Linked DNA regions of Mus musculus: region 2 is linked to region 1. The links are chromatin loops, found by intact Hi-C in ENCODE. Cell type or tissue: left cerebral cortex. All regions are shown on one strand. Links, peaks and the distances in the headings refer to the core of each region. The heading gives the core; the rest is flanking DNA.

Region 1 (5,376 bases), core at 58-5,057:
TGGTCTTCCATATATGCACGACTCAGCCCATATACAGTTTGAAGCCTCCCGGGAAACTGGGCAGATTAGACAGTTCACCATCACTCGTGGCTGGGAGACTGAGGGGAACTTGGTTTCTCTACTTCCCCTGGAGACCCAGCAACCATCATACCTGAGATGGAGCCTGGTTCCCTGCCAACCTCTCTGGTTGCCTAGGGATACAGACCAGGACTGCACTACACAGAGCAGTGTGTGCTACACACAACAGCTTCCCCACCCCTATCCCTGCCCTCACAGGCATCTCGAGACTTCTGAGAAGGGGACTGAAAGGACCTTGGAGAAAGCATTGGAGCTCCTTTCCAGGGACTCAAAGGGTGAAGACTGTGTACACACACAGCCCTGCCCTGAGCACTCACAGGGCTTATGGCCCAAAAGTAACCATGTAATGGATCTAATAACCCAGTGTGCTATGTTCTGTCTTCTTGCCTTGGTCACTATGTTAGTCTTGAGTAAGGGCTGCCATTACCAGATACCTGAAGCCTCATGGAATCAACGGCAGGGATTTAACAAGGCAGAGGGAGGGAATGATGGAATGAAGGAGGAAGGGATATACAGAAAGAGGGAGGGGAGGAGGGAGAGGAGGACTGGTGGAGCCAAGCAGTCAGATCACAGTATAAATATACAATGGAACAATCAAGCCTGAAAGTTAGGTTGCACTCACGTTCTTTAGAGAACTTGACGTCTTGCTAGACCCATGATGGACAGAGGCCTGGAGAACCTCTATAGTCTGCTTCTAGTCTGATATCTTCCGCCTTCACTCCATCTCTCTTCCCTGTCATGAAGGACCTCATGAGCACATCCATGTTCTGTTCCTACTTTGGTGTTTCTTGGCCACCCAATGAGTCACTGTTAGGTGTGCCCACTGTGACAATGGACTGGGAAAGATCTGATCAGGCCAGATGCAGTCATGAAGAGTTCTGTGGGGTGCCTGTTTGGAAGGATGGGACGTTATAGCTGTGAACACATACACACCCCCAGGATCGCCATCATCCGTGCGTTTCCCACAAGCTCTCAGGATGCTTTCCTTAGCATACGAGGGAGGGCAGAGAGCACATACACTCCTCTGCATTTCATGTGTGTGTGTGTGTGTGTGTGTGTGTGTGTGTGTGTGTGTGTGCGTGCACAGGAAAGTCAGTTTATAACCTCCACGTGACCTCCCTTCAGCACCTGACTGAGATATGGCTTAGAAGCCTCAGAGCGCCAGCTTCCTAAAGAAGTAAGTACAAGTGCTAACCAGGAGATGATGTCTCTAGAGAGGACCTTGCAGGACCTGAACACCATCCTCAGAGCAAAAAACAGGCAGAGAAGGGTGTACGTCTGAAATGTCCCAGGTGCTGCTCTCTGTGGAATCAGTTCCCAAGAGCAGGCAGGATTCTCCTAACGCCCAAGGCCTCCCCTGCTCTCACAGGGAAAAATGAAGCTATTCTCCCAGGGCCTTAGGAGTTGACGAGGTGTGGGGGTGCTCCCTTACTTTCCCGGGCTCTCAGGGAAGAGATCTGCAGAAACAGCAGCCCCTGAAGGCCTTAGCAACTCTCTTAAGTAATTCACAGCTTTGGGGCCCTAAGTGATGCAGGAGTCTCTTAGCGTCCACTTAGTGACACACAGGTCCTTCTATGCTATGTGAGATATTAAGACAGCCACTCAGAGGGAGTCTGAACTGGGTCAAGATGGTAGCTTGAGGAAGAGGTCCACAAGTTTAACATAGGCTGGTCTCTGCATGTATATAACCAAGGGAAGCTATGTCTCAAAGCTCTGGTGTAGATAAAGTGCCTCCAGACAGGTCCTGAGCTCACCTCTTGCTCTCCTGTAGCTGTGGCAAACCATTTGATGTAGAAGTCATCGGGCCAACAGAGCCCTGGCATACCACAGGGACAGGTGACTGCTTGGTGACAGCATGGAGCAGACTCTCCATCCCAGCTCACCTCTGAGATAAGTGAGATTTGACCTATCCACTGGTTTTCTGTGCATGAACTCAGTCCTCTAGGTTGCTAGAGAGGAAATCTGGGGACCCTGGTATTTGAGATGGTAAAGGTATTAGTTAGGAGGAAGCTGCTTTTCAAAAACAGAAATGAATTTGGGGGGTGGGGCAGGGATGGCAGAACTAGATTTCTATGAAGAAGGTGGTGTGGGCTGGTGTTACTGGATCCTGTGAGAACCTGTCTGGTGGGAGGCTGTGCCTATTCAGGAATTTTGGTGTGACTCTGCAGCACTGCAGGCTTCCAGGGTGTGATTTCCTACACTCTGAGCAGCAGATACAGGAGGAATGCCAACTTGAGAGGGGAGGAGCCTGCAGTATCTGTGTAACGTGTGAGGGAGCCGATTTCCTTGTAAGAGCATCTGCAGATCCAGACTCTTGCATCCCCTTGTCTGTGCCAACAAATACCCCAGATTCTGATCATACGATCACGAGTGGACACAGAGGCCGGTTTGGAGGTGGCTTCCACTCCATGGTCAGCTGTCTTCCGGCCATGGGACTGGGATGTCTGATAATACTTGGCTTCTTGGCACACCCAAAAGTCCATGCGGTTGCTATGCATAGGTGTTTTGACCACTGACACATCCTACATTATAAGAAAGGGGAAAACAGACAATTGTTTGACACCCTGGTTCTACCCCAGGTTTTTTTCTTCTGTCAATGCTGTGCCTGTGCAGAGAGCACAGTCAATTTTCCTGGTTCTTTCTTAATGACTACATTTTTTTTAGAAGAATTTATTTATTTCTGTGTGTGGTGTCCGTATCTGTGTGAACCTATGTGCATGCATGTGTGTGTGACATGTACATGTGCAGAGGCCAGAAGAAAGAAGGCATTGCATCCCTCAGAGCTGGAGTTACAAATGTTTGCCAACCTTGTTACATGGGGGCTGGGGTCCCAATGCTGGTTCCCATGACTGGACATCCAGTGCTCTAAGCCATCTGTCCAGTCCTAATGACTACAGATTGGTGACAGCAATTCAGAAGGTTCCCCAGGAAACGTTGCCTTCAAACCTTATGCCTGTAACTGTATCGATGCATTATTAAGCTGGTTTGTGACATCTGACCAGCCTTTAATAAACTAGTGGTGTAGGATGGTGCTGTGGTTGGAATATGAAATGTTTCCCACGGGCACATGTGTCTTGGACACGTGGTCCCCAGCTGGTGGTTCTGTTTGGGGGAGGTTGTGGGACCTTTTGAAGGTGGAGCCTCTTTCAAGGAAGTGAGTCGCTCTGGGTGGGCCCTGGGGTTTTACAGACCAGTTCCACTTCCTGCCCTGTCTCTGTTTCCTGGTCTATCAAGATAGGAGCAAACGGCCCCCTGCCTCTCCTGACAAACTCTTCTTCCCCCCTAGAACAATGATCAAAAAATTCCTCAAACCAGCAGCTGAAATAGAGCCTTCCTCCTTTGAGTTGTGTTTTGTCAGTGATTTGACCACAGCAGTGAGGTAGAAATGGGGGAGCACAGTAACTCCTGTGTTGCTTGGTCATTGCATTTAAACCAAGCCCCAGGATATCACACATCCCAACCAGGCCTAGATGGTTAGGCTGGGACAGCCCAGCCTCTCCCTGCTACATCACATCTCACCTCCGATTCCAGTCCTCACCTAAAGCCTTCTGCTTCTCATAACATGAGGATAATTCTCCATCATTCCTGAGCTTGTAAACCGCCTGTCTCTCTTGCTCTGCGGTCCATGCCCAGATATCTTCTCAGAAATCTCTCTCCACCCAGCCTGCTCTACTGTCCTCTGAGGCATTCACCACTCCTGGACAGAGCACTATCCTTACGCTGAGCTTGGTTAGGGTTCTTTTTCCCCTTTAGACTATTTCCCTTACTTCTTACTTCCTTCATCTGGTCAAGTGCCTGTCATCTAGAACTGTGACTGACATGCAGCAGGCAATACATATTTGTCATCAGCAAAGAAACAAGGGGGAAAGAAAATCAGCGACCATCCTCACTCAAGTCGTTGAGTTGTGATGTCACGACCTGAACCCGGTGCTTGGGTCAGAGTGACAGTTATCAGCTCCCATGTCGCTTCACACTCCTGGGTTTCCAGGCTATTCTTTACTTCCTGAAGTATCTAGTTAGTCTTCCAGGCACAGAGAAATCTATCTTGTGTCTCAAAGCGAGCTGGAGTTTCTGAGGTAGGGATTCTGGCACTTTGGACAGCTGAAACTGCAAGTGTGTTTGCTTCTCTGAGTACAGCTGTGTGGAATTGAGCTGGGAATGCAGCCTGCAACCATGCCGGGGCCAGTGAACCACAAGAGAACTGTGCAGGCAGCAGCCCCCATGTGTCTTTGTGGTCGCAGTATCCTGCGTTTCAGAGTCCGATGTTCCTTTTCTGCACCTCATGGGAGAAGCATTTCAAATACGAGCTGGATACTTTCCAAGCCTTGCATTCTTTGGGATTCCCGTAGCCCAGTTTTAGATCTCTGCGAGCTTCCCTTTTTGGGATGGATCTAGGGACAGGAGTTCCTGCATGCCAGGAGCAGTTGTGTGTCACGGCGGAAATATTTATCCCATGCCGGTTTAATAATAGAAGCCTTGCACATCCACAGAGCTGGCGGCTAAACTTAGCTGCTGTTCTCACAGCTTGCTCCTGGAAGATGAGCTTGTCCACCTGGAAGGGGCTGGGGCAGAAGCATCTACGGAATGTACTTAGGATCCCCAGACCACTTCGGGCAGAACCAGAGCTTGTTTCCCACCGTGGCAGGGCCCAAGGCAGGGTTAAACTAAGGAGATGGTGTGGCTCTCTTCACCTTGGTGGGATGAATTTTAATGGTCAAGCTAGAAAACACTTCTCAGGCTCCTCTCCTTTAGATATGTACCCCAAGCAATCTTCAGAGCAGAGTTGAAGACATCTCAAGAAGGGCATCAGTTTCATCATGTAACTATCAGAAGGGTAGTCTATCTGCACAAATCTACAGAGGGGTGTGTGTGTGTGTGTGTGTGTGTGTGTGTGTGTGAAAGAGAGAGAGAGAAAGAGAGAGAGAGAGAGAGAGAGAGAGAGAGAGAGAGAACTTAACCATTGTTTTCTTCCATTTCACCCAGCTGGAACTTTTGGAAAAATTGATGGGATTTGATGGAGCACTTATTAAATGTGCTTACCCACCCTTTCCTCTGCTCTGCAGGCTCCTGGGCCTCTCTCACCCCTGTTCCTAGGTTTCATATCTGCTCAGTATTCAGAGGGTCCTGTGAGCCAGAACCTGTACTTGTGTTTCCTTGGCTGTGGCTGTTTGTTGCATGGGGTGAGCACGGAGCTTCTACAAGCATAGGTTTGCTCGCTCTTCCACACCAAGGAAATGAGAACCAGTTTTCCAGCCTGGGTCCCTCTGATTCTCGGGAGCATGCTCATGGTTCTGCTTC
Region 2 (5,376 bases), core at 142-5,141, 200 kb before region 1:
TGGCCCATCTCAAAAATATTAACCCAGGATTGCTCCTGCACAGGGACAAAGAGTGGAACAGAGACTAAAAGGAAGGCTACCCAGAGACTGCCTCACCTGGGAATCCATCCCATCTGCAGACACCAAACCCAGACACTATTGCTGATGCCAAGAAGCGCTTGCTGACAAGAGCCTGGTATAGCTGTCTCCTGAGAGGCTCTGCCAGAGCCTGACCAAATCAGATGCAGATGCTCACAACCAACCATCAGACTGAGCACAGGGACCCCAGTGGAGGAGTTAGGGGAAGGACTGAAGGAGCTGAAGGGGTTGCAACCCCATAGGAAGAACAACAATATCAACCAACCAGACCTCCAGAGCTCCCAGGTATTAAACCACCAACCAAAGAGAACACATGGAGGGAGCCATGGCTCCACCTGCATATGTAGCAGAAAATGGTCTTATCTGGCATCAATGGGAGGGGGAGGCCCTTGGTCCTGTGGAGGCTTGATGTCCCAGTGTAGGGGAATGCTAGGGTAGTGAGGCAGGAGTAGGTGGGTAAGTGGGGGAGCACCCTCATAGAAGCAAGGTGGGGAGGGGATAGGGGGTTTGCAGAGGAGAAACCGGGAAGGGGGAATAACATTTGAAATGCAAATAAATAAAATAACCAATAAAAAGTACTACAGTATGCAACCTCTTGGATTCTATGTCCTGCTGTCCATGTCTTTTCTGTTTGTCCTTCACCTCTATTTCCAGAAAGGAAAGATGGGTGGGATCACCATTCAAAGTGTATCAGCACCAAAACAAGAAAAATAAATAGCTCTGTATCTATGGGCAAAATTTGCCCAGGCAGGACCTAAAGTGGAATCTTCGTCTTGGGTTTTCAAACTCAAGGGTGAAGTAGCCTTTGATCAAATGCTAACAAATGGGAAACAAAGCCCAGAATGTTCTTGGGCAAAGCTTTGGAATTATAGTCACAAGGCGTATAAATAGTTCCCCACAGTGAAGGCCAGGCCACAAAGCCATGTCCCAAAATAGCAACCGGCTCTCCAGCATCATGATGTTCTGTAAAAGCCGTACGACCCAAATCCCACCATTATCCACGGAGAAAACCCGGGCCCCACCTTAACTCCCTGCAAGGCTCCACCCTGGGCTCTTTCCATTATTCATCTGGCATGCTCTGAATAGGAGAGACAAGTGTAACTGAGCTCAGGAGCCCGGAGTTTCCTTTCCACAGTGTAGGAGGGAGTCCCCTCCCCTTCCCCTTTTGTTAGTGTTTGTTGTGGGAAGAAGGAGTGTGGGAAAGCTGCTGTGGTGGGGTTTTCAGGTGACACCTCCGTTGACAACAACAGAAGGGCAATATTTTCAGAAAAACAACCCAAGAGCCACAGCTCTGCAGGGAGAAGTAGTGTAGGGGTCACCCAGAGCCCTGCGCAGGGGCAAGAGGAATGCAGCTGCGGAGAGGGGCAACCCAGGAGCCCTTGGATGGGTCAGTTCTCACATGGTCTACCAGAGGCTGACTGTGCTGTTGTGGCCTTTTGCTCAGACCAAGGCCTGAGAGCTAAAGTTTAGGAAGGCAGGCTCATTGGGCTCACTGCTTCTGAGGTCTTGTTCTGGGGTTGGCCTGGGGCTTTGGTGAGGCCAAGCTTCACGGTATGAAGAATATATTGGAATACAGCTACCCACTTAATGTCAGCTGGGAAACAGAGATACCAAGAAAGGGTTGGGAACAATCATTCCTTTTCAAGGCATGCTCTCGCTGACCTACTTGCTCTAACTAGGGCCACCTCCTAACCTTGCTGTCATCTTCAGATGATGCCTTTGAGTCCATTACTAGATGAAACCACTATTCCTGCAAAGGCTCGTGTGATGTAGGCTGATTAATAGCTGATGGGCTTTTGAAATGTGATTGGACCATGAGGGCTCAGACCTAGTCAGTACATCTCTAGATGATGTATAACAGCTAATGCCAAGTACAGACTAGTCCTGCTATATAACCTACATATGGTCAATGCAGATACACCCTTCTTCCCCCTCCACCCCCCAATAATTTCAACCCAGGATCAGCTGAAGCTGTAGACGTGGACCTGTAGAAACAGCAGACTGACTATCTAGCAAGAGAAGTCTGCAGGGGGAAGGCAGTCATCAGAGCCTTTGCCATGCAGACCTGCATCTGCATGGAACAGTCACTGGGCCAGGGGGAGGATTGCCCTGGTTCACACATGGAGTAGCTGGTGTCCTCTTTTGAACTGACAGCTGCCATCAGCACCAGCAGCCAAGCCACGATGAATCCTCAGAGCTTCTCTGGGTACCCACGGACAGCAGCTCTAGGGGCGTGGCCAAATGATAGTGCAGAGCTGCATACTGGTGCCCATTGTTATCCCAGAACCTCCTGATGGCATACAGAACCTACTACACACATCTTCCTCTGTGGTTTAAGGAAGACCCACATGGCCAATGAGGGACAACGCACAGAGCTTCCCAGAGGTGAGTTGTCACCCTCTGAAGTGAGATTAGAGGTCATTCCTCTTCACTTTCACTTGACGCTCTCCATCCAGGGCTTCCAACGTACTTCACCACCGACCTATGGGACTCCATCGTCTTACCCACTGAACCACCTCCCTAGCCTTGTGTGGGCAGAGTTTTTATGTCCACTACTTCGATCAGATACCCAAAATCAAAGGAAGCTTATATCCTTTTCATTGACATATGAGAAGAGATTAGAACATAGTTTGAGTTTCAAAACCTGAAGGATGTTTCTCTGCCTGCTATGTCCTTTTGCATCCTGAACATTTGTTGCACCTCAGCACCAAGCACAGGCGCTATCTTGGGACTTTCCTGGTGGTCTACACCCGGGGAAAGGGCTTCAATCACCGTGCTCTGAGAGTTTAGCCTTGGCATACCAGAGGCCCAGGCATTGAAGGGTTGAGCTGAGGTGGCTCACCTATCCTGGCTCCAACCTTTTTGTCCTTGCAGTGTTCTCCATAGGACCTGGTAGAGAACAAGGCTGCAGTTCGTTGAGTGAATGGGCAAGCACGTGAGTGTGATCAGCTGCCGCCACGCTGAGCAAGACTTAAGGTCTTAGGCATCAGTAGGTGACATCAGAAACACTTACCAATGGGTTTGACTTTTGCTAGGGCATTGGGGAATCCCTGTAACTTATTTGACAGTGTCTGGAGATGTCCATGGGCATGATCCCAGGACAGTCCTGAAGGGTATAGTCAGGTTATAGACAACAGGGACAGGAGTCTCAGGTACTCTGCTTCTCACACTCAGACAACCTCCTCTTCTGCATGCCAGTGAGTAGGTGTGCACCCACAGGGCTCAGTTTATTCTCAGCCGAGTCTCCACCACTCCATGGCCATTTTTAGCTGCTAAGGAATTCCTTCCTGTTTAGTATCTCCCTCCCACTCAGAATCTCTTCCTTTCTAGCCACATGTGACTCTGTGGGCCCACAGAGGGATTGGTCTCTTCAGTGTGGAGGCTGGAACCTCAAGCTATAAGAAGGGATAAGAGCTCCCTGATATTAACCCAACCACGTGACCCCAGGACTCTTGCCAGGAGGTCAAAATGCAGGAAAAGGTGACTACAGCCTTCAGCACAAACTCTGCGGTCGGGGGTGGGGCAGGTGGCTGCAGGAAGGGCTGCCTTCCATGGAAGGGCCTGCCTGCAGCTGCTCTCTCATCCCAGGGCATGCCTTATCTCTAGTGTCCTGCTGTCTGGGGTCACAGTGGCCACTGTCTCATAAGCCTAGCCACACAGGGACAGATTCTGCTCCAATCATTTTTCATTGCGGTAGCACAGGCTCCTTTTCCGTCCCAGGCCAGCCTTACTTTCTAAGCAGTCCTGTTGCCACAGCTGCCATCTTTTTTAGGGTCTTGCAGGCAGCTTCACTTTTGGACCGACTGACCGTCCTCTCCCTGTAGACTCGGGCAGAGCCTTGGCTGGGAGGGGAAGTGAGTGGCTTTGAGGCCGGAGGTTTGTGACATTCCCTTTGGCTGCCTGAAATACTTTCTCGTCAGACTTCTTTCTCAAAGCAGCTGCTGCCTCACCCCACTCAGCCTTCCTTTCTTCCTCTTCTGAGGTCCTTACTACCCTGGCTCTCTCCATATTTGTCCTAGCTCTAGGGGAGTGAAGATCAGCCTATATCACCCTTGAGACCCAGGCCGATCCCTTTACAGAAGTGTAGAGATCCACTCTCCCAGCCTAAAAAAGCTTAGGTGGTAGGTCCTAAGATCGAGTCTGGGAGGTACTTAGTCCTATGAGTCTGGACTTTACCACCAAGATAATCTGCAGATGAGGCTCCTAGATCACTCTGGGGGTCATCCTCAAGTAGAGGCAGATTCTAGTCCTCTGCCATCCATCCTGTGCGCCCCCCTCCCCACTCATGTTTGCTCCTCTATGTGCCATCAAAGCCAGGAAGCTGGCTGTCGGAGAACATTAGCCTTTCCTGAGAAGGTGCTGGCACAAGGTCTGAGTTCCCAAGGCTGACCAGCTAGAGACTACTCAAGGCTGCTGGCAGGCACTGAAGACTCACTGACGATCTCCAAATTGACAGCTAGTCCCCCCTGGCTTTCTGGAAGGCAAGAGTCTGCTGCCTTGCTGGAGGTTGGACAGTAGAGGGCTTATGTTGATGTCCATCCAGTATCTGAATGCTATTGCTAGTTTTTTGGAAGGCTCCTGGGTCCTTTTCTGCTCACGTGCTATCATGGACATGTGGGCAGAAAAGGAGACGGTCACTCAGTTACCGAGGACACCCAGGGCAAGCATGCAGTCTTCTGCAGACAGAGTGTGAATATTTAAAGCCCTTCCCTCCCCAAACCTGGGATATTTTTCAAAAGACCATAAAAGCAGTGGGGGATGGGCTGTGGGGAAGGGGCGAAGAGCTCTTAGCTGGTGGTTCTGTCCTTTTCCTGTGGTCCAGTGGGAAAGGTCCTTGAGACTGTGTCCCTTGGGTTCTATCTTAGTGTCCTTTCTTTACTGTGATTAAAAAAAAAAACCCTACAAAAGCCATTGGAAGGAGAAAGGATGTTTGGCTCAGCGCTATGGATTGCAGTCAAAGATGGCGGGGAAGTCAGAACAGGAGTTTGAGGGAGCTGGGCCCAGTGCATCTGCCATCAAGAGGCTTCCTCATGTTCTGCTCATGGTCTCCTTTTTAGACAGTCCAGGATGCTGCCCAGGGCAACAGGGCCACCACATTATCCCAGTCTTCCTCCCTCATTAACCTAACCGAGATAATCTCCCACTCCCTGCCCAGAGGCCTGGCTCCCAGGTGACCTGGTGACTCTAGATTCTGTCAAGGTGACACCCAACCCTAGACTCTGAATCATATTGTTCCAGGGAAGCATCGCTTGCTTTTGTGTCAGTTCCAGTCACAGGGACAGAACAGGTCTCAGCTGC

The links. Hi-C counts contacts between places; a loop is a spot of excess contacts. Peaks named below come from ENCODE experiments on the same cell type or tissue, not always from the same donor. Only the 100,000 strongest peaks of a DNase experiment are listed, where the experiment ranks them.
Region 2: it touches region 1 in a loop (7-fold over the local background); 1 of 42 quality-filtered maps calls a loop at or near these places.

What each region holds. Positions count from the first base shown.
Region 1 is chr13:52,075,553-52,080,928 of GRCm38, forward strand. No RefSeq gene overlaps it. Among named protein-coding and RNA genes, the nearest start is that of Gm40948, 5.4 kb to the right of the region's middle. In left cerebral cortex, for the core only: no CTCF peak of the experiment used is centred there; DNase peaks (open chromatin) are centred at 2,252 and 4,503.
Region 2 is chr13:51,877,987-51,883,362 of GRCm38, forward strand. No RefSeq gene overlaps it. Among named protein-coding and RNA genes, the nearest start is that of Gadd45g, 34 kb to the left of the region's middle. In left cerebral cortex, for the core only: no CTCF peak of the experiment used is centred there; DNase peaks (open chromatin) are centred at 2,245 and 3,362.